2 separate regions of the Homo sapiens genome follow, and region 2 is linked to region 1. A link is a loop called in an ENCODE intact Hi-C map of the cell type or tissue named here. Cell type or tissue: PC-3. All regions are shown on one strand. Region 1 overlaps PTCHD1-AS (PTCHD1 and PHEX antisense RNA). Region 2 overlaps PTCHD1-AS (PTCHD1 and PHEX antisense RNA).

Region 1 (2,500 bases):
TTTTGTTTCATTTGACTGTAAACTAGTGAACCCATTTCTGTTTTCACCCACAGCCCTTTGCCTAGTGTGTAGTTCATAGCAGGAATTTGATATTTTTTATAGGCCAAAGAGGTTCTTTCCTCAATGTGCAGCACAAGCCCAGTCTGAAAGTATTTTCTCTAATATTTTAAAATATTATCGACATTTAACCTTCACCATATAAATTATATGACATCTTCAGCTTACCTATCATTGTTCTTATTATCTAAACCATGACTTTTGCCATTTGAGTATAGAAGTGTCCTGAGTTACAGAGTCAAGGCTGGTTTCACTATGATGTCAACACAGACATTGGACGAGGAGTTCAGAATCCTGGCATCTGTTCGCTGCATCATGAGCAAGTTCACATTACCTCTGGAAGCTTCAATTTCTTTACTTTTTTGGTTTTCATTCTTTTAAAAATAACTAGATTGAACTGAACGATTTCTTTTGGTTTTCTTTTAGCTCTAACATTTTATGCTTCTATTAATGATTTAACATTCAGATAGAATATTAGTTTCTTTGTTTTGGAGTTTTTTGCTCAGCCTAAAGAAAGCCCAGTGGCTAGTCAGTGTTCCTGGGCTGGCTTCATTCTCCCTAGACCCCCTCCTAGTGGCTTGGTTCCCCTGAAAGACTCCTTTGTTGCCTTCTCAGAGTGTCCAGCCAAGATAGATCATGATGCATCCCATTGATGTTTTGTCTTATAGAAGTTCTAAACTAGCTACCTTCTGACCAGGACCTGAGGCCAATGTCAACATGCTTTGTTTATCCCATCAAGTAGTTTTTAATGTGAACCAATGCTATAAAATTGGGAGATTTCACACAAAAATTTAGATTTTTAGTTTCTTTAAAAACTCAAGATCTTTGGCCACATGGGGTTGGCATTCTTTTAGGGCAAAAACTGGCTGGGTCTGAGTAGCAGTGGCCCCCCTTTTGGACTGGAAGTTCACTCTCTGGTTCATGACTCACCATTCTGTGCTGCTTTTTGTGCCCTGCACTTCTCCCACATTGACTCACTTTCCCAGTCATTGTAGATATTTGGATTTGATCCACACAGGATGACCCAAGTTGGAAAGGCACCTCAATGACGAAACATCAGTGCAATATGAACCCTGTCCAGGTATGCAGCTCAGTTTCTCATCTCTTTTTGCTGAGACCTCCAAGAGTCACGTACCATTGGTCAAAGTATTATCTAAAAATAGTAAGCAAATTAAGGGAACAGGACTTCGCTGTGTTTAGTCATGGTTTTCACAAATGCCTCAGATCAGTGTTTCTCAGCCCTGGCTATGTGCTGGAGTCATGTGAGGAAGTTTGAAAAAAAAAATACTCATGTTTGGCCGGGCGCGGTGGCTCACGCCTGTAATCCCAGCACCTTGGGAAGCCGAGGTGGGCAGATCATGAGGTCAAGAGATCGAGACCATCCTGGCCAACATGGTGAAACCCCGTCTCTACTAAAAATACAAAAAACTCAGCCGGGCGTGGTGGCGGGCGCCTGTAGTCCCAGCTATTTGGGAGGATGAGGCGGGAGAATGGCGTAAACCCGGGAGGCAGAGCTTGCAGTGAGCCAAGATTGCGCCACTGCACTCTAGCCTAGCAATAGAGTGAGACTCCGTTAAAAAAAAAAAAATGTGTATATATATATATGTTTAAGTTTTACCCCAGAACAACTAGATCAGAATCTCTGGGGGAGAGGCCCAAGCATGAGTATTTTTTTTTTTTTAATCAGATGTTCTAATGTGCAGCCAGGGTTGAGAAACACCACTATAGAAGCTCCAAATCCACAAGTACTGACATCATCAGCCTAGAGAAATCCTCAAAAAGTCTGGGGAGTTATTTGTGGCTGGTTTTGCAGCCTTTATGGTGTCAGTAGAAACTGTACCTAAGAATAGCCTCCTCCTCACAAACTGGAATGCCCATCTGGCTGGGGTTTCCATCACACCTGGCAGTGCTGGAGAGATGCACTTCCAGCATGGGCCATTTAACCAGCACTACCTCCTTTCATTTATGTGAAAAATGTAGGGTGGAGTAGGGGTGGGAAAAAGGCCTAAATCTAGTGTTGACAGGTGAAAAAGAGAAGGGGGAGATGGAGGGCTGGTGACTTACAATCCAAATGGCATTTCATCTATTATGAAAAAAAAAAATGGTTTCAAGATCTTAGCTTTTAAGATGATTGAGGAAAGAGTGAAAAATAAACTGGTGGTAAGACAGACAAAAATATAAGTTAAGAAGAAGTTGCTTCTATTTGAAGTGTTTGTTTTCTTCCAAGTGTCCCCATTTGGGTTACTTTGATCTAGAACATCTGAAAAATGACTTCCCTCTTGGAGTGTTGTTAAAAATTTAAAAGACCAGGGAAAAATCCAAAGTAATGCCAAATTAATCATTGTTTCCAAAGTTTCCATAGATAAATTATTTCTCCAAACGACCCAGAATAATAGGGTGAGAAGAAGGGCTTTAAACAAGAGTGATTCAATGACATTTTCCT
Region 2 (2,500 bases), 51 kb before region 1:
GCTATATTTTCTAACCTAAAAGAACTGGTAAAAGACTCAACATGGAATGTGACACAGATGGTCTCTACTAAGGGATATTTCTACCAATGAAACAGGCTTGCCAGTTAGTTTCCAAGGCTCTGATTTGCTGATAATTCACACTCTCCCCTTTTGGCTTGGTTCCCTAGCCCATCTCTCAGTGCCTGCATATTTAAAGCTGTCCCTGTCAGAAGGGAAATTGTAGGTAGAAGAACTCCACTTCCTGGTAATCTGATGGTCATTAAAACATGGTCATTGACCAAAACCCTTAAGGCACAGAGCTCTTCAGTTGGCTTATGAACACACTTTTGAGAGGATTAACTGCAAAGCGTGTTTAATGGAGGGCAAATCAGTCAGTCACAGGCAACACAAATGGATGCAAGTTTTACATTCTGGAAAGCTTTCTTGGGAGGAAATGCCTGTCATACTATGCAACAGAGGTTGTTCATTGTCATTCAACATGGGAAATGCCACAATGCCTACATTTGGGCATTTAGCTCTTGTGGAGCAGATTTCTGAAGACACAAAGTGGTGAGAAGAAAACACTGTAAATTAAGCTGTCAAGTCCATGTGCTTAGCTTAACGTAAATACGCATATACTCTGTCATTAAAAGCTCAGTGATGCTCTTGACCACCAGAGGAGGAGGAGGAGGGAGGAGGAGAGGAGGGAGGAGGAGGAGGAGGAGGAGGAGGAGGAGGAGGAGGAGGCATTTTTCTGTGAGTTTCTAACTTAGGTTTCGTCTTTTCCAGAGTTTGCTTTTTCAATCGTAACATACTTTTCCTGCAATTTTCAGGATTCTGTAGCCAGCTTACTTGCATGCATCCATTCATTTATGCCTCCGTGCATGCATCCATTCATTTCTGTATTGGTTCTTTCAGCAAGTATTTGTTGTAATGCCAACTAAGTGCCAAATCTCTTAGTCATGTTTCCGTGTGACTGGGCCAACAGTTTTCCTGAAGCTTGGATAGTATTTTCCACCTAAATTTTCTTCCAAAGATGAATAACTGTATATTTGTTACACGATAATTATCAAATGTGTGTCTCTTTATTAAGCTTGTGGTATACAACAGACACAACATTTAAAAAGGCTATTTAATTTGCAACTTGTAAGGTAAACCAGCCTAAGTTAAAAGGCTCCCTTTGTTCCCCATTTGATAACTATGGTAATGCCTGGTCTTCCTCTCTCTTAACTTTTACATCTTTAGAGAAGGAAACCTTTGGCTCCTTTTTCTCATCTGCTTGCCTTGGTGCTGAACTCCCTGAGTTCATCCTGGCTTTACTGTTCTGTGACTTTGCTTTGATTTAAAGTGCTCATAGCTTCTTCATTCACAACAAGACTGCAGCTTCTCTCTCAGTTTCTGCCTCCATCAGCTGCCAGAGGAGGAGTCCTGTGCGGGATGGGGAGGGGAGAGAATGACACAGCATCTCCTCCTCATTTCCTTTCCTTGCATCCACTTCTCCCTCTCCCTCTCCTCCCACCTCTCCTCCCTCTTCTTTCTCCCTCCCTCTCGCACCTTTCCTCCCCCTCCTTCTTCCTCCTCTGTCTTTCTTCTTTCTTGCTTATTTTTCTACTAGGCAGAAAAATAAGAAGAGGAGGAAAAGTATCTCACACAAGGTGTTTTAGATGGATAGAGTAATTTTCTCATTCCTTCCCACACCCTTCTCTCTTTCTCTTCTAAAAGAATAAATGACTTTATTTCTTTTAGCTCACCCACCTCAATCCCTTTCATCTTGATTTACCTGTTGGGGTGGAAGAAGCAGAGCTGGATATAGCTTCACTAACGGGTAATACTTTTCTTGGTAGTTCTAGCAAGAGGTTACCAACACAAAAATTTATAACCTCAATAATAGAGTTATTCAGAAGCAGTTTTTTTTACAGACCCTGTATGAGTCACACAGAGCAAAAACACTTCGCTGACATTTAAACGATATTTTAAAGCAAGATTTAAACTGTTTTCCTTACACTCATTATCAATGTTAGGATATTTTCTCAGTACTATTGCAGAATTTGTGCTGATCTATCCACACAGTTGCAACTGCGTTCCCCTTGAGACCAAGGATACATTCTGACAAGGTGGTAAAGATAGAAGCTAAGAGGACCACTTAAAAATCACTTAAAACTTGTAGATTTTTAACTGATTCAGTCAAACAGCTATATTGATACTATTTGGTCACTTGCTTACCATGAAAATATCCCTGAACAACTTGGATTTATAATGCATGATTTAATAGGTCAGCGCTCAAAAGAAAATAATCCAGGGTTGTAAACAATATTTTGACTGTCAACTAAATTTAAATATATCCATTACTGGAATCTTATTCAATGGTTTTAAACACAGATATATATTTTAATTTAAAGTAGTACATTTTAAAATATGAAATTTCCTTTATGGTCAAATATTTAAATCCTTGTAAAATTTAAAATATTACCACTGAATTTGAATAATCATCTTAAACCTTTGGGCCTTTTGATTTTCCCTG

The links. Hi-C counts contacts between places; a loop is a spot of excess contacts. Peaks named below come from ENCODE experiments on the same cell type or tissue, not always from the same donor. Only the 100,000 strongest peaks of a DNase experiment are listed, where the experiment ranks them.
Region 2: it touches region 1 in a loop (5-fold over the local background); 3 of 110 quality-filtered maps call a loop at or near these places.

What each region holds. Positions count from the first base shown.
Region 1 is chrX:22,364,560-22,367,059 of GRCh38, forward strand. All of the region lies in intron 5 of PTCHD1-AS (PTCHD1 and PHEX antisense RNA), which reads right to left. Among named protein-coding and RNA genes, the nearest start is that of CBLL2, 93 kb to the left of the region's middle. RefSeq lists an enhancer at 465-1,664. In PC-3, no CTCF peak of the experiment used is centred here; a DNase peak (open chromatin) is centred at 1,122; H3K27ac peaks cover 1,964 bases.
Region 2 is chrX:22,313,493-22,315,992 of GRCh38, forward strand. All of the region lies in intron 5 of PTCHD1-AS (PTCHD1 and PHEX antisense RNA), which reads right to left. Among named protein-coding and RNA genes, the nearest start is that of CBLL2, 42 kb to the left of the region's middle. In PC-3, no CTCF peak of the experiment used is centred here; no DNase peak of the experiment used is centred here; H3K4me3 peaks cover 371 bases; H3K27ac peaks cover 940 bases.